Regions from separate parts of the Homo sapiens genome. Here region 2 is linked to region 1. The links are chromatin loops, found by intact Hi-C in ENCODE. Cell type or tissue: heart left ventricle. All regions are shown on one strand. Links, peaks and the distances in the headings refer to the core of each region. The heading gives the core; the rest is flanking DNA.

Region 1 (15,602 bases), core at 3,189-11,188:
TAGCGGCTGGGGCCACCCTTACCCAGCCTTCCAGCTCCTTAGAAGTACAGCAGAGAGGTGGCCAGGTGCGGTGGCTCACACCTGTAATCCCAGCACTTTGGGAGGCCACGGTGGGCAGATCACCTGAGGTCACGAGTTCAAGACCAGCCTGGCCAACATGGTGAAACCCTGTTTTTACTAAAAATACAAAAATTATTCGGGCATGTTGGTGGGTGCCTGTAATCCCAGCTACTTGGGAGGCTGAGGCAGGAGGATCACTTAAGCCCAGGAGGTGGAGGTTGCAGTGAGCCGAGATCCTGCCACTGCACTCCAGGCTGGGTGACACAGCGAGACTCCATCTCAAACAAACAAACAAACAAACAATAAAGAAGTGCAGCATGGAGGTGTCCTGAGTCAGAGACCCCGCAGACCCATCAGTACAGTTTTCTCCAGCAGGAGGAAGGGCTGCCATAAGAGTCGCAACCCCACAATGGAAGGAGCCCCTTACAGGTGGGCGGAATGGGAGCTGTCAGAGCCCAAGGGCTCCTGTCACCAGCTGCTCTCCCCTTGTTCGACCTTTGCCCTGTTTGGGGCTGAATGGTGTCTCCTCCTCTCCACATTCCTATGATGAAGCCCTGGCCTCCAGCACCTCAGAAGGTGACTTTACTTGGAAATAGGGCCATGCAGGTGTAATTAGCTAAGAAGGGTCATCCTGGAGGAATGCATCCCCTAATCTGACTGCTCCTTATGAAAAGAATACCCTGTGGAGAGAAAAGGGTGCATATGGAGGGAAGACCAAGAACAAGACACAGGAAAAAGGCCATCGCTAAGCCAAGGGGCCAAAGATGGTCAGCAGCCCACCAGGGAGAGAGGCCTGGGGCCAATTCCCCCTCACTGCCTCCAAAGGAGTCAACACTGAGGATCTTGACCTGGTCTCGGACTTCCAGCCTCCAGAACTGTGGGGCTGTCCATCCTGTTGTTTAACCTGCTGGTCTGTGGTGCTTTGTGGCTCCCATGACAAGCTCCCAGCATCCTCTCCCTCTCCTGGACTGGGGTTAGGTCTCTTGTTTGCAATCCATCTCTCTCCACCACCTGCCCTGGGGCACTGGAAGGCAGATGGCACAGGATAAATAGGCATGGGAGGGAAGGGGTGGGATGCTAGTGGGAAAGAAAGAATTAGGATGAATCTATACAAGAGGGAAGTCAAAAGGTGGGGACCCAGGCTCAGAGCATCTCAGCAACAGAAGTCACAAAAATATCAAAAGGAGGGTGAAGAAGCTGGGCTTGGTGGCTCACACCTGTAATCCCAGCATTTTTGGAGGCCGAGGCAGGTAGATCACTTGAGGTCAGGCGTTCAAGACCAGCCTGACCAACATGGTGAAACCTACTAAAAATACAAAAATTAGCTGGGCATGGTGGCACAGGCCTGTAGTCCCAGCTACTCAGGAGGCTGAGGCAGAGAATCGCTAGAACCTGGGAGGTGGAGGCTGAGGTGAGCCGAGATCATGACACTGCACTCCAGCCCACGTGACAGAGTGAGACTCCATCTCAAAAAAAACAAAAACAAAACAAACAAAAGAAAGGTGAAGAGACTCCAGAAGGCAGGTGGCTTAGCAAACTCTCAGCTGCCGGTCTTGTGCCTCTCCGTTCCATGGCCTCAGGGTGGGGCAGAGGTAAATTGCAATCCCTGGACAGGCTTGGATCCACAGTCGACCCAACGTGAACACAGGCTGCGATTCCATGGTCTCTGGTGACCACATGTCCTCCTGGTCCCCTCCCTGATGGAGCACCTTGTATCCTACCTCCACTGCCCACTCGCTCTCTCAGGTCCAGCCAAGTCCTCTGACAGAGGTAGTGTGACCTAGGGAGTCTCCGGAATGGCACAATCTCTCCCAGGGGGTGTTCCCATGGTGCACAGGGCAAGGTTATCCAAGTTCCAAGAAAACATTCTGTTTGTGGACCTGACTTACCGGAGCACATGAGTGAAAGCAGATAGGAATAAGCAGATCACGGCTCAGCTCCGGGTGCGGGGTGGAAATCAGGGTTAACCAGAGGGCAATGGGAGAAAATGATGTGGGGCACTCATTTAAATTATCTGCAGGACTCTGTATCATGAAGATAAACTTATTGCAGCCCTAGCTCATGTTTCCAGAGCAGAGTCCTGAGGAGAAGGAGCACTTACCAAGGACGAATGGGTCACTGCGTGGTCTGCAAATAGCATCTGGAAAACAAGAAGCTGGGACCTTGGAAACAGCAAGAGTCAGAGTTGGTCGGGGAGCTTGCCCTGGACACAGTGGGCTTCAGTCTAGAAGACACCGAAAGACAGAGCGAACTCCCTCCTCCTACAAACTGTTCACACAGTGGGAAGGAGGACGGGGTTTAGCAACACGCTGTCTCAAAAATGTGCACTGTCAGGCAAATATGTGCTTGTAACACCAGCCCTGGAGAGGAAAGTCTCTCTGGGCTTCGGTCCCTAACCTTTACCCTAAACATTAATATATCAATCGGCAGCGGCCCTGGAGAAGTTGCTGATGGCATCAGAGAATGAGGGCATTCACTAAGCTGTCACAGCAGACCCAGATGCAGTGGCGGAATTAATTTTTCCTTCATTAATCATATCCTAATTTGCATGATTAATATGTCATAGTTGATGAACACGGGCGGATACAAATAAAATCACTGAACAAAAATGCCACCTGCTGAGCAAAAAGAATAAGACAAACAAGTGAGTTGGCACAGCTAAATGAGCAGGAGTCACTTTATTTCCCAAAAACAATATTCCAAAAGCTTGAAACAATGCCACTATTGGGGCCGCTTGCCGAGGACTGTGGAGACAGACATTCCCAGAGTTTTCCACGGTGGGATGAGCTCCAGGGTACACACAACTGTCACAGCTTGCCATTGGACAATTCTAAAAACTCACCTTTCGAACCTCGCCTGTTTCCCAAGCGGAACCCAGGCCAAGGGGCGGGATGTTCCAGGACAAAGTGGTGCCACCTCGTCAGCCCAGGCCCACTTCCTCCAGCTACGAACCTCAGCCATTTCTGGCCAGCGGCTCTGGGGCAGAAACTGGGGCAGGGCATTGCCAAGGACACAAGCAAGGGGAGCGGAGGAGGAGAGGAAGCAGGGAGCGACCGTGGAATGGCCTCGGACCTGGGGCAGAGCCTTCGGGATGCTGGAAGCTGCTCAGGGGCCGTGGCTGAGGCCCAGGCAGCCACCAGGGGGGACTCCGACTGGGGTCCAGGGGCAGGCAATGCCCAGCCTCCCTGGAGCGTGGGTTTCCTTCAAGGCCACGTGGCAGAAGCAGCCACAGGAGAAGCAGCGCAGTTTTCCGCAGCGGTGGGAATGTCCTAGACCTGGCACATCCCGACAGTAGTCACTGGCACACGTGGCAGTGGAACACATGAATGTGGCCAGGGCGGCTGAGAAGCAGACATTTTCATTTCATTTTAATTAATTTAAATTGAAAAACCCACGTAGGGCTAGTGGTCCCTGGCGGGCAGCTGAAGGGAGTGTGGGGACCACAGCACTTCCCTGGCTGTGGGACCTGGAGAGGTATTCCTCCTTTGCAGCTCCGTCCTCCTCTGAGGCTGAGGGGTTGGATGGGGGCATCCCTGGAGCCCCCAGTCTGCACTTCCTGACTGGAGTGTGGAAGGCGCCTGCTCTGTTTGTTTCCACTATCCTTCCACAACCTTCACTGTCTCCCTCCCCTCTGCTTACCGAAAACTGCCTCCTGCCAGACTAAGTTCCTGGCCCCTCACTTTCCAGCCGCATCCCCCACGTCTCTACCACGTGAACAGACCCTCAGCCCTCAAACACACCTGTGCCTCCCACACCACCCCGTACCTTGTCTGTGCCATTCCCCATGGCTCTTCCCCACCCACTCAATACTGATGGAGACCCACCTCAAGCCTGATGTTCTGGAAGCTTCCCAGAGCTCCATGGCCCACAGGCTTCTCACTCCCCCACCATTTAGAAGGAACCCAGCCTCTGGCTGTGGTAGCTTGCAGGGCAGTCCTCTTTATCTCACTGTTACTTGATAGCAACAATGTTGCAATGTCTTGGAAACTGTGTAACAACCTGGCAAGGCTGAGCACACCTGCCCACAGAGCGGGGAGGTGCGCAGCCTGTCCTCAACGCCAACTAGCAGGGCGGCCTGAGGAGGTGACTGCATCTCCTCATGGTCTCCTCACCGGAAACATGAGGATCATGCTGCTTCCTTTTGGGGTTCATGTAAGAGCCAGGCGCTCACCTGTGCCAAACGCCCTGCCCGCCCTGGCCTGGGTTCAGGGTTTTCAATCCATGCTGTGCTCCCTAAAAGACAGGCCACTCCTCTGCTCTCCAGCACCTGAGGAAACGTTGTTGCTGGTTGCAGGATTCCTTAGTCTAATCCTAACACCTCAGTGGCTTCATCCTGGCCTCATGCATTGTGCTGGAGCCTGGTTTCTGGTGCAGGAAAGTTGTAAGAATGCGTTCCCTGCCATCTCGTTTCTATTTTGAACTATCTGGCCCAAACCCTTTTCTTTAGTTTTCTCCTCTTCCCTTGGGGAAAAAGAAAAGGAGAAAAAAGGAAAGAAAAGGACAAAAAAGAAATGGAGAAGAGAAGCAAGACAGAGGCTGCTCTGAAATGGTTTCTGCACCTTCTCCAATACAAAGGGCAGTAAGATTGAGTAGGATGAGACAGCTATGACTTCCTATTCCCTTTTCCCAGCCCCCAGGCTAAAAAATATGGTGGGTCTGAGGTTCTACTCCCCAACCCCGGCCAACGCTCAAGCCTAGACAAGAGTTGGATGCTCCACGGGAGTAACGTGAGACCCAGGAAGGCCACGTCTCATTTTAACTTCCTCTCCTCTATTCCATACCACAATCTCCGGGGAGCTTCAATGGATGGAGAAAGTTCTATGCCTGCAAGAACTGAATTTACCATCAGTGCCTTCATATTTGTGATAACCTTGTTTTCCCGTTCCTTCAGGGATGCTGCGCTGAGTGAAGATCTTCATGAATACCGTGTGTGAGGCAAGTAAAAGCGGCTCCTTGTGGCTCATTCGCTGCATAAGGTCCCATTCAGAGACTCAAATCCAGAAACTAAACATCATTGAAAAGGAATCCTAACCTCTGGTGCTCCTAACCAGGAGCCGCATTTCTCTAGGACCTCTGCCTTGGCCTTTCCAGCGCCCTGTGCCCACAGCGGCCCTGCTTGAGCCAGTCATAAGCAAGGCCCCCAGCTCCTCCCCAGCCCCGTCCCTCTGGGCTCTTCTATTTCCCCGCCCAGAGGAAAACATTCCCAGCTATACAGAAGCAGATGGGATGGGGGTTACCAGGGAGGCTCCAGAGAAATGGGGAGATGCAGGTCAAGGGGAGAGAGTCGCAGTGAGGTAGGAGGAATCAGTCCAGAGGCTGGCTCGCAGGAAGATCGCAGTTCACAGCACTGCAGCACACCCCGGGACTTCACCAGGAGAGTAGATTTTAGACTCTCTTACCACCAAAATGATGAAGAAAAAGAAGAAGAAGAGGAAGAGGAAGAGGAAGAAGAAGAAGAAGAAGAAGAAGGGGAAAGGGGAAGGGGAAGGGGGAGAGGGAGGGGGAGGGGAAGAAGAAGGGGAAGAGGAGGAAGAAGAGGAAGAAGAGGAGGAGGAGGAGGAGGAGGACCGGGCGGTGATGGATTTGAGAACTTGCCTGACTGTCTTAATCACCATGTCTATGGATATCAACACAGCAGGTCATAAATGTTAAAAATCACGTCCACCCTTAAACATATGCATTTCTTAAAAAGGAAATGCGTCACCAGCCACATGTGTGAGTCGAAATTATCTCATAGACACATTTGTAAAAAGTAAAAGAAGGATGAAACTTAATATTATGCTTTAACCGAGTACATCCAAAATATCAATGAATTACTTATAAGATACATTACTTTTTTTTTCTAAGCAGCCTTCGAAACGCCGTGTGCCTCTTCCACTTGACAGCATGTCTCCATTTGGACTGGCCACATTCTCAAAAGCCGCAAGTGGCTGAGGACTGCCACGGAGGCCACACAGCTCCAGTCCATTCTACTGGTTGTTATGAGTTCAGTGTTAGTGCCGCCCCCACCCCCCAAAATTTGCATGTTGAAGTCCTAACCCCCAGTGTGATGGGCTTGGACATGGGGACGTCAGGAGATAATCAGGGTTCGGTGCAATCCTGGTGATACAACCCTCGTGCTGGGACGAGTGCCCTCATGAGAAGAGGCCAGAGGACTTGCTCTCCTGCCACGTAAGGACACAGTGAGAGGGTGGCCGTCTGCAGCCCAGGAAGACCCTGACCTGCTGGCACCCCGATCTCAGACTCCCAGCCTCCAGAACTGGGGGACATGACTGTCTGTTGTGGAAACTCCCAGTCTGTGGTATTTTGCCACGGCAGCCTGAGCTAAGACACTGGCTTTGCATGGCGAGAGCCTGCAGATGATCCAGCAAAAACAAACTGTCCCTAGCAGGCCTGGGGCAAGGGGGAGGACCGAGCAGACCCCATATCCAGCATCACAGGGTTCGTGAGTGAGCTGTTATGCTTGGTGTTGTGTGCAGAGATTAAATGTCCACAGTCTCTGAGTTCACGAGGCTTATCATGTCATGAGGGACAAGACGATAACTCCGGTTTATGCCTGCGTTACTACTTTACCCACTTTCTGTGCGCATGGAAAATGACAGGAGAGCACAGAAAAGCACCCGTGTAGCCCAGAGATGGACACAAGTGCTAAGGAATCCAGATGGAAATGGAATGACTTCGGAGTAGGGTAGAAAGAACCTACTGCTACTATTATCTACTCTTGAAAACCTAAAAGGTTCGGGGGTTTTTTTTGAAAGGCCTCTCCCAGCACAGATAGGAATTGTGTCCATAGTCAAGGGTCACTCCAGCTTCTGATGCTGCAGCTAATATGATTGGACTTTTGCCCAGATTGTTTCGAATTGCCCCTGGGCCACATATTAATTTGTTTCAGATGCTACCTTTTCCCACTGTTAGACATAAAAGAATCAAAGTGAAAAAACAAAGATGCAAAGCCCTGGGATTGTTAAAAAGTTAATTGCTCAGTGTTGGCCTAAATGACAGAAAAGTCCCCAACTTCCTCAAGGTCAGAATTTTACGTGTAAAAAAGGAAACCTTGAGAATTTAGAAAACACTTGCCTCAAATAAGCATCATTAGCCATTGCACCAGTGGCTTCTACACACCAGGTTAAGCCACATCAAAGAACTCCCACGCTCCTAGACCCAGAAAAATAGAAGAAAATAATTAAACAAAGTAATTGGAAGCGCCTGGCAAGGTCAAAGTACCAGGAAATGTCCTTGAGTAAAAAGAAGCCTGGGACTAAGCTGAGCACATCTAAAATCTCTCATATCCAAAGCCTGTATTTTCCTTGGCACGGGAGATGGAGAACTTGATCCTGACCATTGACAAGGAGGCCAGGAGGCTAAATCCGCCACATGCAGGCTTCCTCCTAATACCCTGACGGGACTTCCGGCTTCTGTAAACTTCTGTGGGAAGTAGGCACACGCCGACTTGGGGAAAGTTGACCAGGGTAAGCCTAGAGGAGGGACAATATTATAAACTGTGTGGAAGGTCCCCTGAGACGTTCACAGACTCAGAGGGAGGAGCGGCAGTGCGGACTTGAAAGCAATCCAGGCGGAGCTGCCAAGAGGCTTAGCCACAAGCACGGATCCAGCCACAGAGCTGGGGCGAGGCTGTGAGGAGCAAGCCGAGCCATGGCATGCCGCTCGGTGGTGGGGGAATCTGGCGGCACTGTCCAGGAAGAGCCCCTCTGCCTCCCCGGAAAGCTCCCACCGATGATCCACTGAGATGCACAGACACGACCCAGAGGCCGGCTGGGCTGATCCCACACGTGGCTGGTGGCCAAGGGACTCAGCCGTCCACACCCAGCCACACACAGGAGGCTCGTCCTATGAGACCCTCCTAGGATCCTCGCTCCTGATGTGTCCTCATTCGGCCTGAGCAGTCGCGGCCATCTCGCCTCAGGCTGTCCCCATCTTGCCTCCTACCCACCCCCACGGTCTCCCACTGGCTCGAGCCCCTGCCCTCCCCAGGTCACTTCCAGGTCTGTCTCCATCTGGCTGTGCCACTGTGCTCCCAAGGCCTCCCCAGGGAGCCGTCCCTGCAGGGGACATGTGGCATGGTTTTGCTTTGTAGTCGTGATCTTGGAGAGAGACACTATGCCCTAATCTCAAAGACAGTCCCTAAGGCTGTGAATGTCAGGCCCTTACCAGGCCTGGTGGTAGCAACTATTTCAGAGTAGGCACATTCTTTGGGCTCCTTCCAACCACACGCATGAGTAACACTGGGCCTGCCCAGGGTGAAGATCCAGTGGAAGACATCATGTGGATGAATTCAAGCTGGAAAATAATCCCAATGACATGAATATTTCAACCTAAACTTTGATTTGTACCACAATTATATTTTTTCTGATTACAAAAGTAATGCAATGGCATTGTAAGGGATTAAAGCCTTGTTTTATATGTATATAATTTTTTTTTTTTTGAGACGGAGGCTCGCTCTGTCGCCCAGGCTGGAGTACAGAGGCGCGATCTTGGCTCACTGCAAGCTCCACCTCCTGGGTTCACGCCATTCTCCTGCCTCAGCCTCCCGAGTAGCTGGGACTACAGGCACCCACCACCATGCCCGGCTAATGTTTTGTATTTTCAGTAGAGATGGGGTTTCACCGTGTTAGCCAGGGTGGTCTCAATCTCCTGACCTTGCGATCCACCTGCCTCGGCCTCCCAAAGTGCTGGGATTACAGGCGTGAGCCACCATGCCCGGCCTATATGTATATAATTTTTGTAGACTTGTTCTTTCAATATACCTCCAGGAAGAAACACAGCCTAAATTTACATGAATATGTTTCTGGACTTCTTTCTTCTCCTCCTCCTCCTCCTCCTCCCCTCCTCCTCCTCCTCCCCTCCTCCTCCTCCTCCTTCCCTCCTCCTCCTCCTTCCCTCCTCCTCCTCCTTCCCTCCTCCTCCTCCTTCCCTCCTCCTCCTCCTCCCCTCCTCCTCCTCCTCCCCTCCTCCTCCTCCTTCTTCTTCCTCCTCCTCTCTCTCTCTCTGTCTCTCTGTGTCTCTCTCTCTTCTCTGTGTGTGTGTGGATGTGTGTGTACTCACACAACAGAGCTCTGGAGATGCATGCAGCACACGCATATGTAGATATAACCACTATAAGGACAATATCCTAAGAGCTGAGTGTCCAGGTCACTGATTTTCCTTTCCTTGTTTCGTTGCAAACTCAGGGTGTCACACCTGGGCCGTGTGGAGGCTGAGGGATGGGTGAGGACAGATGGGGATGGGCACCCTGCTGTTGTCTGAGGGCCGTCAGCAAGTCTCTCAATTGGTGATACGTATGGACCTGGGTCCTCATGAGAGCCATCCTAATCTTTTCTCAGTGATGCAACACCGTCTGTTTCCATGCCATCAGTCTTATTACAGGATGATGGCCAAGGAGCTCATCTGAACTGCCAGGTGAACAGTGGGGCCCTACCACATCCCCATCTACCCATAGCTTGGTTTGGGTTCACGGTGCCAAAATCATATCCCCAAGTTATAGTATAGGCTCATTGCCAAGGGAGTTTTCTTGTAAACACTCCCTGGCCCTGGGAACCCTTCTCTGACCTAAAGGAGGCATCGCTGGACTAGGTTCCGGGTAATGCAATCACCTAGTGACCCGTGTCCCCAGCCTGTTCTCAGGTCCTTTGCATTTTCCTCAATGTCCTTCCTGCTCATGCCCTCAGGCCCCTGCTTTTGGGATGTGTGGCCAGCAAGCCCAGTGCAGGAAGTACTGAGCTGCCGACTGCCACTCCACAGAATCACAGGACAGAGCCTCCCAGAGGCAGTAAGTGCAGCGTGGGCTGGAGGAGGCCACCTGCTCCGTTGTGATGAGGGCTGGCCTCTGCTGTGCTTTGATTTATGAGCAATCATGTGTTCACAAAGTACCTACTACTATGTGACCAGTGCAGCAGCCAGCAGGGTCTGCATAACAGTGGCTGCAAGCTCTCCACCCAGACTCCTGCCCTCGTCCATGGGGATGAGGTTGGGGCAGCCTCCATGCAGTTAGCACCTCCTTCCACTCTCCCCCTCCAGCCAGCAGGAGCCACAGTGGGCCACAAGGAGGACTCTGCCCTGAAAGTGGCAGATCCCAGCCCAGGAGAACCTGGGTCCCTGGACGGCAGCCTGGGCCTGCACCCCTGACCCGGGCCGGCCCCCAGGAGCTGTCTTGTCAGCGAGCAGCACCCACGTTTTCAGGTTTCAGCAGCTTAGCTTTATCCTGACCGATGCTTGGCACTCAGGACACGCATCTGCTATCCCTGCTCTCCACTCCCCTAAATCTTGAGGACCGGTGTCCTCTCGGTTATAGCCTAAACTACAAGTGTCATCATCGTCTCTGTGCGTCGGTGGTCAGGAAGTTTGATTGTAGAATATCAGGATGAAACCTTTCCGCCAGCCTCGTTTTCCCTGGACGTGATGTCTGGAGTCAGAGTTAACAAGTCTCCTGCTTCCTGGCTGGAGGCTGCGGTCTTTATTCCTCAGAAGGGGGCCCAGACCGTTCCACTGTTGACATTGTGTCTTCGCAGACGGCTCAGTGGCTCCTTCAGGCTGTGCCCTGCTGTGAATCTCAGCCTCGACTCCAGCCTGGTGCAGGGGTGCAGGGCACAGAGCACACGCCACACAGTCACCGCAGGCCCTGAACCCAGTGGAACCTGCCCTGTGGGGCTGGGGTGTTGCTTAGGACCCGAGACAGCGTCTTCCCTCCAGTTTCTCCCCTTTGGAAGGGGACTGGCTTTCTTCTGCCTGTCCCACCATGGCATTTGGGAAGCAGATAACCTGTTTTCCAGACAGAAGATGCCACACCCTGTGAAGACATAGACTCTCAGGGAGAAGACCCCAGAGGACAGAGGCAGGGCTGGGGGTGACATGTCCACAGCCAAGGAACACCAAAGACACCAAGCCACCATAGTATGCCAGTAGAGAGGCCTGGAACAGACTCTCCCTCCCACCCTCGGAGGGAGCCTGCCCTGCCGACACCTTGACTTCAAACTTCCGGCTTCCAGGATGACGAGAGCATCAGTTGCCCTCACTTTAAGGTCTCAAGTTCTGTACATTCTGCACATTCCCAGAAAAGGTTGGTCACAGCAGCCTACAGTATTTCAGTTTAGCGTATTCTTCTGTGTTCAGTGCATATTCCCAACACGGTCTAGAACGCCCTTTACTTCACAAGCACAATTCCATAGTAAAACTTAATAATGGTGCTCTGGGCCAGGCCATTTGATCTGGCTGGACTGTGTTCCCTGGCTGTGCCCTGAATGTGTCACCTGCAGCCACACAGGGCGCCCTCTCATTCTTGCACTGACCCAGCTCCTAAACAGCAGCTTTCCAGCAGTGGTTCCTGGACTTCCAGAGAGCTTTTCTGCCACAGTGGACATTGCCATCCTTTTTTTGGCCACCAGGCATCTGAAATCCTTCCCAGTGTTTGGTGAATCCTCCAACTCGTGACACAGGATCTGAACGTAGCTACACTACATTCAGAAAGTGCAGAGGCCAGCACTCGCTTTGCCCACAGGGGCACTCGCACCCATGAGCCTAGCTGCAAGCCTACCCTGCCGGGAAGCTAGTGACTCCCAGAACTCAGACGGCTCAGACACCACCCTGGATGGCCACGCCGTTCCCATGGGCAGAGGTGTCAGCAGGTCTAGCGGCAGCCTGCAGCCTCTAGCCTGAGGTCCCTTCTGTGTGTGCAGCCAGTAGTGCTGGTGGTAGAGACTTCCCTGAGCGGGTCCCAGTGTCCTTTTTCCCAGCATCTTTCTCGCTGTGGTAGGCTAGGAAACTCGTTCTCCTCCCCACGCCACCTCCATTCCTTGAGCTAGACAATATATAATTCTTTTAATAATCGCTTTAATAATTTAAAGGAATATTTAAATACTCTTTTAACAATTCCTTTTCTGCTTCAGTTACCCAGAGCTGTGTTCTGCCACCTCCCACTGAGAACCGTAAGTGGTTCTTTCCTCCGTAAGCACATACTCCTGTTTGACATGAAAATGTCAGCAGAGATTTTTCGGCGTGATCTAAAGAATGCGATCTTGGCGGCCGTCTACCACACAAGGAGGAGGGCACGTGTGGATTTCCTGGCCTTGCACAGTTGGTGATGAAAGCGGAGTTGCCTAGTGATCAGCTGACTTGTGATCAATTACAATAATGATGGAATTTCAAGGTCAATGTCGTGCTGGTTTTTTTTTTTTTGCGAGCTCATCTTTTCTGCTTAAGGAGAAAATGCTAGATAAATGCATCTCCATGTGGGCCTGGACCTCTCCATGTTGCTCTGTCTTGTCTGTGGATGTTTGACAGAGACCGGAAGACCTGCAGACCAGCCTGCCAACACCGTCTGTCAATGGGGTGCCACTTTCACGGCCCTCCCCTTCCCATCAGCCTTAGCCCAAATCACCCTCCAAAATCACCAACCATAGGAAACATCTTTAATGTAAACTAATTCCTTCACACTGAAAATGTTTACAATTTAGCTGGGTGCGGTGGCTCACACCTCTAATCCCAGCACTTTGGGAGGCTGAGGCGGGCAGAAGGCTTGAGGTCAGGAGTTCAAAACCAGTCTGAGCAACATGACGAAACCCTGTCTCCACAAAAAATTTAAAAAATTAGCTGAACATGGTGGCACATGCCTCTGGTCACAGCTACTTGGGAGGCTGAGGTGGGTGGATTGCTTGAAGCTGGGAAGTTGAAACTGCAGTGAGCCAAGATTGCACCACTGCACTCCAGCCTGGGCAGCAGAGAAGGACCCTGTCTCAAAACAAACAAACAAAAACCAAAAATGAAATAAAATGCTTACTGTCGGCCCCCTTTCTCTGCAGAGGTCCAGATGAGGAGCCTCTAATCAAGGTGGTGACTGGGCCACACAGCCACGCCCTTCCCTCGGGGTGAGCCCTTCCCTAGGGGTGAGCCCTTCCCTGGGGTGAGCCCTTCCCTCGGGGTGAATCTTTCCCTTGGGGTGCACCCTTCCCTCGGGGTGAGCACTTCCCTCTGGGTGCAGCCTTTGCTCGGGGTGAGCCCTTCCCTCGGGTTGAGCCCTTACCACAGGGTGCGCCCTTCCCTAGGGGTGAGCCCTTCCCTCGGGGTGAAACTTTCCCTTGGGGTGCGCCCTTCCCTCAGGGTGAGCACTTCCCTCTGGGTGCAGCTTTGGGGTGAACCCTTCCCTCGGGGTGCAGCCTTCACTCAAGGGTGAGCCCTTCCCTGGGGGTGCAGCCTTCGCTGGAGGGTGCATCCTCCCCTCGGGGTGCGCCGTGGCACATGTTGCCTCTCCACTCACTGCTCTTTCTTGGCTGCCTCCTTCCTGGTGAGTCCTTTCCCGCTGTTGCTCACTATCTGCGGATTTCTGATCACTTGTCTTCCCTCTTGAGCTTGGTGAACAGACCAGGAGGAGGGCACAGGATGACCCCCATGGCTCCCCGAACATTTCTAAGACCAAAACCAAAAAGCCCAAGGGGAGAGGACCGGACCCCACTCAGGGCTCAGAAAGCTGATGCCTGGCGCCCCGCAGTGGCGTGGGGTGGTCTTGCGTGGCTGTGGACCCCTCAACCAGGCAGGCGAGAGCAGGGAGGGAAGTGGGTACAAGTGAGCAAGTGTGTGAGTGTGTGGGAGTATGACTGTTAGTGTGTGTGTGTCTGAGTGTATGTGTGACTGTGTATGTGTGTCTGAGTGTTAGTGTGTGTGTGAGTGCGTGGGAGTTTGTGTGTCTGAGTGTAAGTATGTGTGTCTGAGTATATGTGACTGCGTATGTGTGTCTGAGTGTTAGTGTGAGTGTGTGTGTCTGCGTGTTCGCGTGTGTCTGAGTGTATGTGTATGTGTCTGAGTATGTGTGACTGTGTATGTGTGTCTGAGAGTTAGTGTGTGTGTGTCTGCATTTAGTGTGTGAGTGTGTGTCTGAGGGTTAGTGTGTGTGTCTCAGTGTTAGTGTGTGGGAGTGTGTGTGAGTGTGAGTGGGTGTCTGAGTGTTAGTATGTGTCTGAGTGTTAGTGTGGGAGTATGTCTGAGTGTGTGTATCTGTTAGTGTGTGAGCGTATGAGTGTGAGTGTGTGCATGCTGGGAAGAGACATGGGCTAAGAATAAAACACTTTCCCAGAGTGTAGCAAATAATAGCAAAGTTCACCCATCAGTTCTCCTGCCTTAAGCAACTATGGGCTTTCACTCTTCAACTTTCTTCTCTCTCTCTCTCTCTCACACACACACACACACACACACCATGAGACCTCTTCTGAGCTCTCCTGGCAAGGTTGGGCTCCCTGCTGCCCCCATATCCCCTCACTTACACCAAGTTCCGTCCCCCTGACTGGAATGTTTGGGGTGAGAGCCCCTCCTTTGTCCTATTTGCACCAGCGTCAGCTGAACGTGTTAGGAAGTGTGACCGCCGCCTCTCATGGACCCCAGAACAACCTCCTGTTCGCACAGGGGCCCACTCCTAATCTTCTGGAGTTGGCATCATGGGAGATGACCAAACTCTCCTGAAAAGTCTTGCGCAGTACCATGATCAATAAAACTAGGAGAGTATAACAGAACGCTCTGAATTTGGAGCCAGAAAACCTTGATTCAGGTCCTTCATGTGGCCTTGGGCAAATCACTTAACCTTTCTGAGCCTGTACCCTCAACCGTATCTTCCTGTTTCTTAAGATCAATGTGAGGTTTAATGATAAATAACTCTTAAAAGGGCTTTGCATCATGCTTGGGCATTTTGGCTATTCAAGAACCTCGCGCTGCATGAAGAAAGATGCATTCTGTGTGACTCTGGAGGCTTTTCGAGCAGAGAGAAACAGCAGGTTCACAGGTAAGAACCAGGAAGGCCATGTGGGCTGGGAAGATGGTGAGGCAGCTTTGAATGCAGCAGTGGTGTGGGGGCACAGGGTAGGGGGAGGTTAGATATGCAACTGACTTCAGAGTTTCCTTCTCAGCTTCCCTGGATGGGAGTTAGTGTTAGGATCATAAGTCAGAATACAATTGGGATCGTAGAAATTTCCCAATTCTAGTCACTCTGTGCTCAGGTACAACTACTTAAGCACGATCATTGTCTCGGTCCAGGACACATCCATTCACACATGCACACACACACGCCATGTGTGCACACATAGGTATATACAAGCATTACATGCACACACCCCCACATGTATATACACATATAGACACACATGCACACACCCACATGTGCATGCACACACCCATAAACAGGCACACACGTGTGAGCACAGGCATAAACATGCATACACTTACGCACACACATGCATACATGCCCCTTAAACTCACTGCAGAGTCTGAAGAGAGGTTGTTGACTTGAGGAGCAGCACTGTGCGTTTAAATGAGGCAAAAGAAAGTTGACCACCCCCAGCCTGACCAGGAGTTGTGGTTGGCCAGGAAAATAATATTTGGAGCTCATGAATAAAGAAGTCATGATGACTGAGATGGGGGCACTCGTCTCCACCCAAGGCACCTGCCAGGCAGTTGCATCACTACCTCGCCCCTGTGCCCCAGGGCTGTGAGCCCTCCTGGCTGCCAGCAGTGCCTGAACTCAGAACCAACAGGACCTTGGGGCACAG
Region 2 (15,602 bases), core at 3,044-11,043, 66 kb before region 1:
GCAGAGCTGATTCCCTCAGAGGAGCCGTGTCCCCGGAATCCTGGACAAACTATTCAGGTGGCAGGATGGGACACACCATATTTATTCTACACTCACACCCTAAGTATTAAGAGGAAAGTAGTCCTTTCAATGTACCCATTGATTTAATATTTCTGAAGATCATCACCTCTTTCTAAAGATCTAGATTTCCATCTGGGATCTCTTTGTTTTTCAGTTTGAAAAACTTTCTTTAACATTTTTACTAATGGCTAATTGTCTTAGTTTTCCTTATTTGAAAATGTCTTTATTTTATTTTACCTTCATTATTGAAGGTGTTTTGTTTTGTTTTTGAGATGGAGTCTCACTTTGTTGCCCAGGCTGGAGTGCAGCGGTGTGATCTTGGCTCACTGCAACCTCTGCCCCCCAGGTTCAAGAGATTCTTCTGCCTCAGCCTCCAGAGTAGCTGGGACTACAGGCGCGCACCACCACGCCTGGCTAGTTTTTGTATTTTTAGTAGTGACAGGGTTTCACCATATTGACCAGGCTGGTCTCGAACTCATGACCTCGTGATTCGCCTGCCTTGCCTTCCCAAAGTGCTGGGATTACAGGTGTGAGCCACTGTGCCTGGTCCTGAAGGATATTTTTGCTGAATATAAATTACTGGGTCAAAAGGATGTTTTTTGTTTTGTTTTGTTCTCATTTTTTCCCCTTTTGTTCCTTTAAAGACATGGTTCCATCATCCTCTAGCCACCATTGTTTCTAATGAGAAGTCAGCAATCGTCTGAATGATTATTCCAGCCCACAGCATATCAGGAAAGAGAATTCACTGGCTAAAGTTTAGCCTCAGTCCACTCAAGCCAGCTTCTTGGGTAGGTGTAATTCCTCCTCCCTTCCACACGTGAGCAGCTTCCTAGAACACCAAGCTCAGCGTGTGCTTCTCACATCGGAAACTTCATTCCTGTTGTCTCTGCCATCTCTAGTGCTATCCTTCCCTCTCTCTCCTGTAGACTCCCAGTCCCTTCTTCCTTCACACCTCTTCCCAAACACTACCTCCTCCACAAATTCTTTCCTGAAGGATAGTCTATTGGGAAGCCTCATTGATGTGTGGGGTTTTTTTGTTTGTTTTGTTTTGTTTTGAGACTTCCACCTGCTTGGGTCCAGGCATCCTCTTGGCAGAAGCAGCTACATTTAACTGAACAGAAAGATTCATTTGGCACCTACAAAAGGCACCAGGCCCTATTAAATCAGTCAGAGTGCATGGGATTGTCACAGTGGTTCCATTTCATTGTCACTTCTATGGAAAGATCTGCTTAAATAATATTCTATTGTTTGAAGTAAAGTCAAGCACTCCCTTCCCATCTGTCTCCTGAAAAGCTGCACCATCACACTAATGGGAAGAATAACTGTAACTTGACCCTTTCCAATGGGACTCTCACCCCACTGAATGCTGAAAAACCTTGGACATTCCAGTTCAGGGCCTGGCCCCTCAACCTTCCTTGCCAGTTATATCTGGTTGTAGCTCAGCCTCTGTAAAGGAGTTTAGGAAAACTGCACAAACTCAGAGGATATCAGCCCCACAAGAATGCCTTCACTTCAGACACCAGCCATAAGTTCAGGGATCCCATGACCACCCTCAACCTTGAACACTTGCTAGAATGACCTACAGAACTCAAGAGAACGCTGTTCTTAACTATGACAGTTTTATTGTAGTGAAAGGATAATAAATTAGAACTAGGCAAAGCCAGAGATGCACAGAGCAGAATCTGGAAGGGGTTGAACATGAAGCTTCTGGTCATCCTTTCTCCATGGAGCTCTAGATGTTGTCACCTCTTCCCAGTAAACATGGAATGCTGTCTGCCAGGGAAGCTGCCCTGAGCCTCTATGTCCAGAGTTTTTATTGGGGCTCCAGCATCTACTGTCCATATGGACAGACCTACTGCTGTCTCCATTTCCTCCAGGGGTCAGAACTGAATTGTCATGTCCCAGAGCCCTCATCATAAGTCACAGCTACACTGTCCAGTAGCCAAAGCCCCCAGGCAAACAAGACACTTCTCTCCAGGAAGACATTTCAGTGACCTGGGGGTCACCTCCCAGTGGCTGAGGGCAAAGGCCAGGCCTCTCTTTAGCCAAGGTTAATTCTTCATTACACAGTTTTTATTTCTCCATTAGAAGAATTATAAAATATTTTATTTTCTTTCTGCTTTTAAAATTTTTCTATAATGAATTTTTTACTTACATAATTCTTGTTAAGATGATTGTGAGGTGGGGCTCACAAGCAGGAGAAACTTCTTTTCAGTGTAGCCATTGATTTAACATTTCTGAAGATTATCACCTCTTTCTAAAGATCTAAATTTCCATCTGGGATCTTTTTTTTTTTCAGTTTGAAAGACTTCCTTTAATATTTTTACTAATGGCCAATTGTCTTGGTTTTCCTCATTTGAAAATGTCTTTTCTCAACCCCAGCTGGGCCACTAAGCCACAGAATGACAAGGTTCTCCCTAGGGGAAGGGCCTCAGAGGTGAAGAGCAGAGACTCGAGCCAGCCACACAGACCCCCACCACCGACCTCATTCACCAAGAGGAGTGCTCTGTGTACTGCTTCATGAATGGCAGCTAGTGTCCTTGACTGTCTGATTACTCCAAAACATTTACCCACTCTCAGCCTAGTCAAATTCTACTCATCTCTGAAGGCCAGTTCAAGTTCGTCCTGCATCAGGAAACCTTCTGTGACTGTCTCTTGCCACCCACTCTCCTGATGCATGTGCAATGAGATAGAATAGATGGTGGGTTTGTCCAAATAATTTGCAAATAAGTTGTCACCTGACCTCGCAGAAGTTTCCGACACCCTGATCCCATGCATGGTCTCACTAAGAATCTACATTCAGACCAAGGCCAAGCTGGGCCAGGTCCTTCCTCCTTGTCCCCTAAGCACCTGGCCGGGCTGCAGGCAGCAGGCTGTCAACCCACAGCAGCTGACGTGGAAACTGAGCTGTGTTTTCCTCCAGCATCGTCTTCTCTCATGAAGCGGCATCTGCAGTGGCATGGGAGGCAAGCCCGGCCCCTTCACGAAACTAGAGGCCACAGAAAGAGCTGCTGCCTCTCCACGCCAATGCCAGCAGCTCTCCTTGTCTGAGGAGGGATGATCTGGCTGGAGATCCCCACGACTTTGGATGGGAGGAACTGTCCTCAGCACCGAAGAGGCACCTGTTCAGTTCAGAGCACAAAGTGGGAGGTTGCAAAAGAGCATTAGCCGTACTCGCCCAGGAGGTCTGAGTGCTGCGCTAAGTGGCCCATGGGAACCTGAGTTCCGTGGGGTTGACCATGCCTGGGGAACTGAGGCTAGGAGGGGCCCCAGTGCCACTGAAAGAAGGGGGCATCCATTTCCTGGCATCTTGGGGAGCCTGAGGGTGACCACAGGGCCAACCCCACTTCCCTGCTGTGCCCTCTGCTTTGGGGGTGCTGTGTAATCTGGGGCTGAGGAAATGTATGGGCCCAAAGGAAGGGCACCAATGTGTCCAGACCACCCCCACACAGCTGCTCAGCCCATGCGTCAGGCCAGGTGCAGAGGACGTGGCTTGGCCTCCAGAAGGTCTGATGGGACCTTTCTCTCATGTGTGCTCCCACACTGGGTGTCCCTGTTGGGGAAACCCAGGCACTCACCCCACAGCCCCCACCATGAGAGAGAGAGAGAGGGCCCTTCTCTATGTGGCGTCTGATCTGCAGGCTCCCTCCTGAAGTCTCTCCAGAGGAGAGCTCTGATGTAGGGATGTCTGCGTTGGGTCTATGTCAATCCATAGTGGATTTTTTTTTTTTTTTTGAGACGGAGTCTCACTTTGTTGCCCAGGCTGGAGTGCAGTGGCCTGATCTCAGCTGACTGCAACCTCCGCCTCCCAGGTTCAAGCGATTCTCCTGCCTAAGCCTCCCGAGCAGCTGGGATTATAGGCGAGCACCACTACGCCCAGCTAATTTTTATATTTTTAGTAGAAATGGGGTTTCACCATGTTGGCCAGGCTGGTCTCGAACTCCTGACCTCGTGATCCACCCGCCTCAGCTTCCCAAAGTGCTGGGATTACAGGCATGAGCCACCATGCCCAGCCCATAGTGGATATTTAGGGCAATGCTGCTGCCAGCCTCAAACGACAGGATGTGGTCAGATGAAGTTTGTATTTGCCTTCTTAATGAACAGTCAGTTACTTAGACACTTTTCTAAGACAAAGAGAAATGTGACTTTGGGTTTATGACTCATGTCTCTGAAAAGGATAAAATGGTCATACATAAATGAAATCAATACCTGTACCCCACCTCCACACACCCTTTTTCCTCTCTAACCTCTCCCCAACCCTGAAGACATTAGATATTCAATTCTTGTTATTTCCAAGTTCCAATCCCAGCTGCCCTAGACAACTTTCTGATGCTGACTTGGATCTGCCTGTAGGGAGTATTGCTTTGTGGAAGGGACTTTGAGTTTTGTGGTCCCCATACAGTCAATTCCCATGTTAGCCTAAGACAGCCAATGGCATTTGGTCTTCTGTGCCCATCTTGCGTGCTTGGCTAATGTGAGTTGTGTCTCAGAGACACAGCGACCCACCAGCCTTGACATAAATACATTTTATGCAGGCTCCAGGCCTGGCCTGACTGGGGCTGCTCCCCGAGGCAGTGAAGGGCTCCCCAAGATCTCCTCACAGGCTTTTCGCTGTCCTGACAGCACTGCACTGCAGCCTGCAGCAGGAGTCGTGTTGCCACACAAGTTGTGAAGGTGCATTCAGTGTCATTCTAATTGCCCAGCTGCAATGTGGAGAGGCTGCATTAAGGTAAAGACCCCGAATTGCATTAGGCTGCTGGGAATGGGACTTGATCTCTAGGAAAGTGGTTCTCAACCTCGAACATGCGTCAGAGCCGTGGACACTGACGGCTGGGCTGCCCCAAGGTTCTGACTCAGTAATTCTGGGCTGGGGCTTGAAATTTTGCATTTCCAACAAGTCCTGCCCTAACTGTTCTAGGGATAATCCAGGGTTGATATTGGATAATCCAGGGTTGATATTGCATCATCAAGGAATTTGTTTCATTGCAAGGCCAGTAAGTATCACCAGTTTGTAAGCAGCTTACTATTTCTGTATCATCTCGTATTTCAGGCATGAGAGCGGAGGCGCCTCTGCCTGGTGAGCTGAACAAAAGTGGATCCACTTCTATCTGGACAAAGGCCCACTGCCAGCTTCACCTTCAGATTTTACACATCCTCTTCCTCAACTTTAGAGTGACAACAAATGTAGTTCACACATATGAACCAGTGAGTGAACGTGTGCAATGAAAATGCGCTTACATTTAAAAATCAAATTGCAGCAGGCCTTTCTGAGCTGGGCAGACCCTGTGCTGGGTCTACGACAGCACATCCCCCTCAGACGTGGCCCGCACGCCGCACATAGCCCAGCGAGGGGCGTTCTGCAGAAACGTCAGCGAGCTCATGGCTAACGTGCTCAGAATAGACACTGCCAGCTAACTTCCAGTCACCTGGCTATGACACACTCAAGCCTGTGAGAGTGAACCGGGTTTGTAAAAACCAGGACTAGTCAAAGCCCATTATTAAGTTTTACACTTTGCTCCCTGGCCTAAGGGAGTAGAAATCCAAGCTTGAAGGGAAAGGAGGGGTCTGATTTGGTGAACAGAGATATGAGGCTGAGGCTTCTGAGCACGTGGGTTTGGGGTAGGGGTAGGGGCGTGGGGGTACTGAAGATCAAGAAGAGGCTGAGGACACTCAAGGGAGAAACCCGGGCTCTAGAGCCAGCCCCCGTGGGACAGGCCCTGGCTCTGTGTGATCTTGGGCAAGTCTTAGCCTTTCTGTGCCTCAGTTGCTTACTGTAGAATGCGGTAACTACTGCTGTTATGGGCAGGGTTATGTCCCCCCAAATTTATAGTTGAAGCTCTAACCCCCCAGTGTCACTATACCTGGAGATGGGGACTCTAAGGAGGTGATTAAGGTTAAATGAGGTCAGAAGGGTGGGACCCTAACCCAATAAGACTGTGGCCCTAGAAGAAGATGAGAAGCTCTCTCTGTCTGTCTCTCTGTTTCTCTCTCTGTCTCTCTTTCTCTCTCTGTGATATAAAGGTGGCCATTGGAAAACCAGGAAGAGAGGCCTCAGGAGAAACTAACCCTGTTGATCTTGGATTTGGACTTGGACTTGATCTCAGACTTCCAGGGTCCAGAACTGTGAAGAAATAAATGATTGTTAAAGCCACCTCGTCTGTGACAATCACCCCCCCCCCCCCCCGCAGCGATTTGGTGAACTGGAACTGAACATACACAACACCCCTTCTTCTTCCAACTCTCCTTCTCTGTGCATTCTTTCACTCCCACCCGACTCCCACCCCCAAATCTTCATAGAAACATCTGGAGAATGTGCTCAAATCTCAAACCCCGGGGCGGGACCCTGCACTACCAAGCGCGGCCACTGAGCGGCACTCACACCCGGCGGCGCGCGCTGGTTCTCCCGCTCCGGCCGCGGGACTGGTGCGCACCTGGGACGCGGCCAGAGAGGCTGAACCCCTAACGTTTTATTCTGATGAATTTAGATTGAAAGATGGAAGCTATGTACGTTATTTTTCCTTTAAATGGACCTTCATGGTTCCACTAGGGCGACATGTTGCTGCAATGGCTAATCATTCAGCCTCCGAAGGAGACGTGCGGCGACTGAAACGCACGCCAGATTTTGAAGACCGTAGGAAAAAAAAAAAAGCGAGCCAGTCATTGAGACTTTTTAAATTGATTACATGTGGAAATGCTAATGTTCCAGCGGGACTGGATTAAACAGGACATTATTAACATGCATTCCACCTGTTTCTGGTTACTTTTTAAATTTGGCTAAATGGGCATTTTACATTACAGGTGTGTGGGGGTGGGGGCTGACCTGTGGCCTCGGCTTCTGGCCCTGGGCCTTCCCTTCCTCCCACTTGCCACGGGGGCCGGGTCCGGGAGCAGAGCTCTGCAGTTAGGGCTGCTGAGAGGCGCAGGTGCAGAGGACGGGTGGGTGCCCAGGCCCAGGGCACAGGGTCAGGGGTCGGAAACCTGCCAGTCTTTAAAACTACATTTCACAGAGGATCCATCCCGGCCGTCTATACATAGGGTGGGTCCTCCGTCAATCCATCCAGCACCCACTGAGTTCACCCCATCTATCCTATGTATAAGAAAATCGCGGACCGATCACGGGGGCTCATGTCTGTAATCCCAGCACTTTGGGAGGCTAAGGCAGGTGGATCACCTGAGGTCTGAAGTTCCAGACCAGCCTGGACAACATGGTGATACCCCGTCTGTACTAAAAACACCAAACTTAGCCCTGCGTGATGGTGCATGCCTGTAATCCCAGCTATTCAGGAGGCTGAGGCAGGAAAATCACTTGAACCCAGGAGACAGAGGTTGCAGTGAGCAGAGATCACGCCACCGCACTCCAGCCTGGGTGACAGAGCGAGACTCCATCTCAGAAAAAAAAAAAAGTGAAAAAGAAAAAAAAGAAAATCACCCAGTGCTTGGCAGTCACCATACAGCCAAGACCCACCCATCATTCAAGTCCACCCCAGGCTGGCTTCATTATTTTTGGGGAGGACTGGACCTTCATTTGACTTGCTATTTACCATTGATTAGGGCCTAGACTTTGTGAAGTTACATGTTAATTTGTAGATATTTTGTCAGTAGAGATGCAAATGATTTCAGTCTGGTGGAGAATGAAATCACTGAAACTACTGGCCCCCAAGGCCGTGGTTTTAGTTTGCGGTAGGATATTGATCACTTTGGCCTCTAACTTAGCAGACTTCCTTTACAGGGGCTGTGTTGGCTGATGAAACAAAACTCTGTCAGCCACTCTTTGAACCAGTTGTACAATTTTGCCCTTTCCCAGTCTGGGCTAAGCAAATCTCTGATGTGTTCATTCCAGATTTGTATGAGAGTCTTATATTTAACTGTTAAGTTTATAAGGTTTACTCAAGTAGTTAACTGAATCAGGAGAGAAATTTGAGATGAGGTTGAGGTTAACCCCTGGGGAAATGATGTCCACAGCATCACAGGGAATGGTTACCCTAAGCCGGGGCATGCACGTGGGGAGGGAGGAAAACTGGAAAGACTCTTTCATCCAGAAAGATGAAGGCTGAGAGGGGAGGCAGGTGGCATTTGTGATTCCATAGACAGCGTCAAAGAGAGGAACCTAAGCTTGTTGCCAAACCTGAGAAGTAGAAACCTCTTTCAGGTGAAAAGAGGCTGTGTGAGAGGAGAAAGGAAGGGAGTCTCTGCTTCAATGGTGTCAGAAGTGGAGGAATCTTTGACAGATGCTGGAGTCAGTCTGTGTCCCGTGTCTTTGAGGAACTAGCCCCGTGAGACACAGCCCCTGACCTCAGGGAGCAAGCAATCTAGCGGTGTCCACAAAAGCAACACCTGAAGATTAAATAATACAAAATACATTTCAGGAAATACGTAGAACATTTCAAGCCACTGGTGCAGACAGTGGGAGCTCAGAAATCAGAGGAGGAGGTGCCAGTGGGACTGGGGTCTGTTATGTTGTACAGCAAAACGCAATGAAGTTAAGGACCTCGAGAGGAGTTGCTGATCCTGGGCTATCCAATGGAGTCCTAGGTACAGTCACATGTGTCCCCATAAGATGGGCAGAGGGAAATCAGAAGCACCACAGAGGACAGACAAGGGTCTTGAAGACAGAGGCAGAGACTGGGGGATGCAGCCACAAACCAAGGAATCTCAGCAGCCACCAGGAGACAAAGATAGATTCTCTCCAGGGCCTCTGGAGGGAGTGGGACCTGCTGGCACCTTGATTCCAGACCTCGGGACTGCAGAGCAGCAAGAGGAGACATTTCTGTTATTCTCAGCCACCTGGTTTGTGGTGATTTGTTACAGCCACCCCAGGACGCGAATACCTTCCCTCACATGCCTAAGCTGAGACGGTTGGAACCACAGGGCAACTGGACACACACCCCGACTCTCTGCGCTGCACTTGGGCTGCCTCCCAGCATGGCAGTCCCAATGGTCAGACTTCACAAAGGTGCTAGCCTCCAAGAGGACAGTTCCCAGGATGGGGAAGCAAGAGCCCCAGGCATTTGAAGAGGAAGTTACCCAGCCTCATCCCTCCCACCCCTGAGCAAGCTTCAGGGCCAGCCCGGCACTAGCGGAGGGGAAGGAGCCCATTCTCCCCATGAGAAGACTACAAAGCACCCACCCAGATGGGGTATGTGGGGCTGCTCCTCTGAGCACTGACCCCCGGCTTCCAACCGCAGACCATCCTCAGAGCTCAGCGGGTCCCTTCTCCACATCCTCAACCCTACAGCCTAGAGTTTTCAGTGCCCAGGACCCTTTCAGAACAGGAATGTGTGGAACAAGCTCTAAATCTAGAGTGTAACTTAACACATACATAAAATTGCTTTCTTTCAGGTTTATTTTTAAGAAGCAAATGTTATTAATTTCCGGAGAAGGAAATGAAAGAAGATGCTGCAATGATAGTGTCTGCAGAACAGCTTCAAAATCACACAAAGAGACAGACTCATGAAGGTGATATTGCAAAACCAGCATGGCATGGGGGCAGACACTGTGCTGTGGAGGGGACAGTGTGGAAGCCACATTCCCTGTTTCCTTCTATCCTCCTCCCACTCTCTTGAGTTGAATCACCCTCTAGTGGGGCCTGGGCCTGCTTGTTCACCCAACGTCTGATGCACAGTTCATTGTTACTCCTTCTTTTAACTGCATCATCCTTTACTTATAAAGAATTTGGAGAGGCAAATAAGGTCGTATTAAAACCAGTTGGAGCATGATATATAATGCATGGTATAGCCAACAAGCAACAGTGAATCCTTTGAACACACTTTCTCCAGTGTGCATCTGGTAAGGAGGCTAAGTTCTTAGTGGGATAGCGCTATTATTAATCAGAAAGTTTGAAGGTGCTTTTTGAGAATTAACCCCAGAGCTACAGAGTTATGCATCATTATCAGTATACCAGCCTATACTTTGTTCAGTGCTTTACAATTTAATAAGTGCCTGATTTCTTTCTCAGCACTATGTGAGGAAGGTGTTACCATTGGTTAAGGATGCAACAGCCAAGGTTGAAGGAGACTAACTGCTTCGCCGTCTGCTTATTCTCAGCTGTAAACAGCTTGCAGGAGGACAATCTGCATTGTTCGCAGAGAAGCAAATATGACCCAGAGGTCAGAGTCGCAAGAGCCCAGCAATTTGTCTTTGCTCCTTAATCCACTCTGTGCCATCCAGGGAGAGATAGTAACACTGATTTCTGAATAGTGCTTTGTGTGTTACACAGTGGCTTCATATCCAGCGCCTCCCCCACCTCCTCCGCCCTCACTAGGGGTGGATTGCCCCTGAGCAGGGTCTGAGGGGCAATGGATCGGGGTGCTGCAGGGGCTGAAAGCTGCAACTTTGCAGGATGTTTGTGTAGTCATGACAGCCTCGCGGAAAGCCTTGGGAGCATGGGGCGTCCTAATCATCCTGACAACTCCGGGTGGAGGGTACACCGCCGTGCTCCATGCCATCGGGACAGAGCTGGGATATGCAGGCCATGGCGAACAAGCACACAGCACAAACCTGTGCCGCACTGTCCAGGTCAGTGCTTCTCATCCAGAGAGGCTTCATCCCCCTGGACAAGCTTGGCCATGTCTGGGGACAGTTTGGATTGTCCCAGCTGGGGAGGGGTGTGGAGGGTGCTGCTGGCATCAGTGAATGAACGGAGACCGGGGATGTTACTAAACATCCTACAAGGCACAGGGCAGCCCCTGCCACAGAGAATCACCAGGCCCAAAGTGTCAATGAGGCAGAGGTTGAGGAAGCCTGGCATAGGGGTTTTACCTGTTATGAACATGTTAATCCACCGGCTGATGTGAAACAGATGCCAGGATCAGTCCCCACTTTGCAATTGAAAACAGAAAAAGCAGGGGTCTCAGTCCTTGTATGAAACAAGGTAGTTTTTCAGCCAAACAAAAAACATTAAATGAAATAAAGTCAAGGTACTTTGAATCATTTTGCCTCATAATTTATAAAAAAAATTAGCAGTAATGAATATCAACAGACTAAGTATTGTAAAAGAGGCTTTCAAAAAGCAGAAATTACAGAGAAGACAAAGAAAATAGGCAAAAACACATGGCTTATAGGAGATTTTGTTCATTTCTTTTGCTTTGTGTTACCCTCTTCCCATGGTCCTGCCTTCCTTGGGTTATTTGAATATATTTTTTATTCCATTTTAAATAATCCATTGTCCTTTCTGGCTATATCTTTTTGTATCAGTTTATTAGTAGTTTCTCTAGGGATTACAATACATATATTTAACATTTTATAGTCCACTTAGAGTTCATATCTTACCATTTCAAGTATATTATAGAAGGCTTATGACTCTATTGGTTCATTTATCCTCCTCTCCTTATGTTATAATTGTCATATGTACCACATCTCAGTAATAATTATACCCAGAAAATGTTACAATATTTGCTTTCAACAGTCATATACATTTTAAATAATTTAAAAAGAGAAAAAGAATTCATTATATTTACCAGATATTTATCATTTCTGTTGCTCTAATGCCATTCCTGAAGTTCCAAGTGTTCCTCCAGATCATCTTCCTTTTTCCTGAAGAACTTGGCTAAGCATTTCTTTTATAGGTCTGTTAGTGACAAATTCTCTTACTTTCTCTTAATCTGAGTATGTCCTTATTTCACTGTCATTTCTAAGATATTTTTGCTGGATATAGAATTCTGGGTTGACAATTATTTTCTTTCAGTAATTTATAGATGTTGTTCCACCATCTTCCTGCTTCCTATTTTCTGATGAGAAATTTGCAGTTATCCAAAGTACTCTTCTCTGATACATAGTATACTGTTTTTATCTGGTTGCTTTTAATTGTCTTTCCTTTACCTTTGATTTTCATTTACAATGCATTTTTTTTAAGTTTATCTTGTTTAGAGTTTGTTAACCTTCTTGAACCTATATATATATACGTTTTTCATCAAGTCTGGGAAGTTTACAACCATTATTTCTTCAATATTTTTCTGCACCAGTGTCCTCCTCCTCTTCTTCTGAGACTCCAATAATAAGAGTATTAGACTTTTTGATATTGTCTCACAGGTGCTTGAGGCTCTGTTTTTGTTTCATTTTTTTTTCTCTCAATCTTCAGGCTGTGTAATTCCTATTGATTAATCTTCAAGTTCACTGACAATTTCCAGGATATCTCCCACAATTTTTGGCATTCAGGGCTCTCCTTTCCTGGTTCTTCTGGACAGAAAGATAGTGTTATCTCCAAGATTTAGCTTCCCGCACTGCCATGCAGCTCTGCGTGACTAGGACTACCTTAGGAATAAATTGGTAAAAGAAAAGACAAAAAAATTAACAGGGATTATCCCCCCATTTTTAAAACAGCTGGAGCTCTTTTTCCAGTTTTCTTCTGTCCAGAAAATCAGGTTTTTCTTAGCTTTTTAATTCTTTGTGCTATTGTATAGTTCCACATGACTGGGGCCATCTTTGGAGCCAAGTGGCAACAGTAAAGAGGAAGAAATAAACAGGGATTCACCCCACTCCATTTCCAGTTCCTCTGGTTGGAGAGTTGGGTCTTTCATCAAAGTTTCAGGGCTTCCAGCACCAGGACCAGCAGCATAGTGGTGCAGCTCCACAGCTGGAGCTGGCCTTGGGTCAGGGTCAAGAGAGGAAAGAAAAAGAATAGTGAAAATTTCTCCCACACTCCCTGGCACGCAGGGGTCCCTTTTCCTGGTCCTTTGGCTGGAAAGAGAGGTTTTATCCCAGATTTTTGTCTTCTGGGCCCACTGCACAGTTCTGAGATTCAACCCACCCTCAGGTCAGAGCTAAGAGACAAAGAAAGAGGAACAAGGCAAAACTCACCCCCATTTGGGGTCATTATCAAGTTTTGACATCAGTTGCCCATCCTTTTGTCGTTACTTACTTTTTAGAGGGCTCAGGGAGTTGTTCTTTATGTTCCTCCCAGAGTTTTCAGCGTTCCCAGTGGGACGGTAGACGGAAGTGCACGTATTCCACCTTGGCTGGTACCAGTGGTCACTTATAGAAAATGCAAATTCTCTCAGCCCAGGTTGGAGCAAATGTACAAAAGAAAGTAATGATATAAAAGACCAAAATGACATGATCAATTTAGTATACCTGAGGGATATCTACTAAACTTTAAATCCTAAAAATATAGACTATATTGTCTTTCCAAGTGACCATGGGACACTTCCAAAATTAACTAATAAACCACACAAATAACTTCAATTAGTTCTAAAGAGGAGAGATAATGCAGAAAACATTTTCTAATCACAATGCAATGAAACTAGAAATTGATAAGAAAGTCACAAAACCAAAAAGGCCTTGACCTAGAAATCGTATGATTCCTTATTAACCAACTTTTGAGTCAGAGGGAAATACAAAGTGAATTATAGAATTTCAGGGAAACAACAATAGTGAAAACATTAAATGTTAGAGTTGAGAATATAAATACAGTAGTTGATAGACTTAAATATCCATATCAGGTATAGATATTTAACAACACTGCACTCCTTACTTCCTGTCCTAGGTCTGACTTCCACGGTCTTGCTGGACACAGACCCTTTGTGGACATTTGACAATGTCTGGAGACATTGGAGTGACATCTTGTTATTGCATACTTAATAGACTACAGTATAGTATAAACATAAATTTATATGCACTGGGAAACCAAAAATTTTATGTGACTCACTGTATTGCCGTATTCACTTTATTGAGGTGGTCTAGAACCCAACCCACAATATCTCCAAGGCCAGCCTGTATGTGATCTCATTTACTCTTTATAAAGACATCTGGCGACGAAAAATCTCAGAACTCTTTCACAGATAAGAAAACTTAGGCTAAGACAGATGTAGGGAGAAGAGTGAAAATCCCCAAACCACCTTCCCCATTTTTTCCTTCCCCAGGGCTCACCCCGAATCACTCAGTGCTGTGTCACGTGTCATCCGGACGTTTTTCCTTGAGTGACAGGCATGACTACGCAGGAAGGCAGAGGATCGCTGTGGGCCGGAGGCCTGACCCACCCTCAGAAATGGTGGCCAAGCCCCTCAGGGCCACTTCGTACAGCAACCCTGTCACCATGCTCACCGGAAACTGGTCTGATCAGTCCTCGTGACAGCAGAGCAGGAAGAGAGCTGGAGGTTCATCAGGAGTCACCCAACACGTCACAGACCGGGACATGGAAGCCAAGAGAGGTGTGGTTATCCTCATCACAGTTGACGATGATCCTCAGTGCTGGCCACCAGGATCAAACTAGCCACCATTGCCTGAGTTCTGCGTGCAGCTGGTCTGCAGCGCTGCCCCACATGGGACCCTCTCCTTGAGGGGCACATGACCTTGGGCAGAGCAGCTCTCTTGCGATGAGGCGATGAGGGCCTCAGCCCGAGGCGGATATGGGCCCCACACCCCAGTGTTCACCACAGCCACCAGGATGCTCACTTTAACCCGGCGGTCACTGAATTGAACAAGGCACAGGTGACCCCTCTTTGCGAGTGACCTCCAATCCAAGCATCCTGCAGCTGACCCAAGTCCTCACCCTGGAACTCTTCCATAAGTGTCGGATAACTCTTATTGCTGACTGGTTTTAGCTCAAGACCCTTTGAGTTTTAGGACCTTCCACAAAACACTTTGCAAATATAGCTCGTGAGCATTGAAAAACAGCCCCTTCCCCCACCAATCCCACGATAAGGGAGCCTGAGAGTCAGATCTCATCTCAACCAAGGCTGTGCTCTGAATCACCCAGGAAATTCCCCACTGACATTCACATGCAATAGATGGGGGTGGTGGAGGCGTCTGTGTGTGTTGTTTTTAAGCATCTCAAGTTGATTAATGTATAGCCAGGTTGGGAATTACTGCTCTAGTGGAAAACTTACTAGGCATAGAAGCAGAAAACGAGGATGTGTGGAAACCTGAGGGAGCAGGACAGCTTCCTTAGCCTAAGTGTCTTTATCCATCAAGCATAGTTGATAGAACAAAGCAGGTTCACAGACACACTCCAGGATGCTGGAGGCTGGGTACGGGCCCACCCCTTAAAGACAGCGCAGTGCCAACTTTTCCCAATTCACAGCAGGGGAAGTTAGTGGATAGAATTGCCCAATTTTAACTTTTGGTTCCTTTTCTCTCATAATCTTTTCTTGGCCTTGACATCTTCTAAAACTCCTCTTTCTAAGCCAATGACCAACAACACTGCCATTGTCCCAGTGAAGGCTGCCTTTCCCATGGCTGAGAAGCCAGGCGAGCCAGAGGCATGGGTTCTTTGCTCCCTGATCTCAGGGCTGGTGCAGGCTCTGCACGGCAAGGTGCTGACAAGGCCTGGCAAACAGGTGCTCAGTGCCTTTCCGGCTGGAATCTTATGCTTTGTCAGGTGAGTGCTCAGCAAAAAGTGAAGCAAATTGGGTCCCCGCCATTCTGTGCCAGTGATGTAGTTTTCAGACGTTGACCTTCCGGGTCTGTGCTGATGACCCCTCATGGTGATCATGAACTTCTCCCTAGACCTCCGTGTGAGGACCCTCTGGAAATCTCTCACCACACCTTTCAACTTTAGCCCATCACTGAAATGATCACATACTGCTTATGAAGACGTTGGGACTTGG

The links. A loop is a pair of places that touch in the nucleus more often than their neighbours do. Peaks named below come from ENCODE experiments on the same cell type or tissue, not always from the same donor. Only the 100,000 strongest peaks of a DNase experiment are listed, where the experiment ranks them.
Region 2: a loop joins it to region 1, with 3 times the contacts of the local background. A loop is called at or near these places in 23 of 110 quality-filtered maps.

What each region holds. Positions count from the first base shown.
Region 1 is chr7:155,250,132-155,265,733 of GRCh38, forward strand. It overlaps LOC105375587 (a long non-coding RNA gene), which reads right to left and starts at 3,975. Exons shown (of 5, transcript XR_001745437.2): 1 at 3,885-3,975; 2 at 1,782-3,401. LOC105375588 (a long non-coding RNA gene) reads right to left here. Exons shown (of 5, transcript XR_928227.3): 2 at 15,313-15,602; 3 at 14,328-14,554; 4 at 13,328-13,476; 5 at 12,762-12,801. In heart left ventricle, for the core only: no CTCF peak of the experiment used is centred there; DNase peaks (open chromatin) are centred at 7,640 and 7,927; H3K4me3 peaks cover 636 bases; H3K27ac peaks cover 1,257 bases.
Region 2 is chr7:155,184,346-155,199,947 of GRCh38, forward strand. LOC124901782 (a long non-coding RNA gene) reads right to left here and starts at 14,110. Exons shown (of 2, transcript XR_007060602.1): 1 at 12,917-14,110; 2 at 11,240-12,642. RefSeq lists a silencer at 1,626-1,880 and an enhancer at 13,589-14,788. In heart left ventricle, for the core only: a CTCF peak has its summit at 6,435; a DNase peak (open chromatin) is centred at 6,438; H3K4me3 peaks cover 281 bases; H3K27me3 peaks cover 1,875 bases.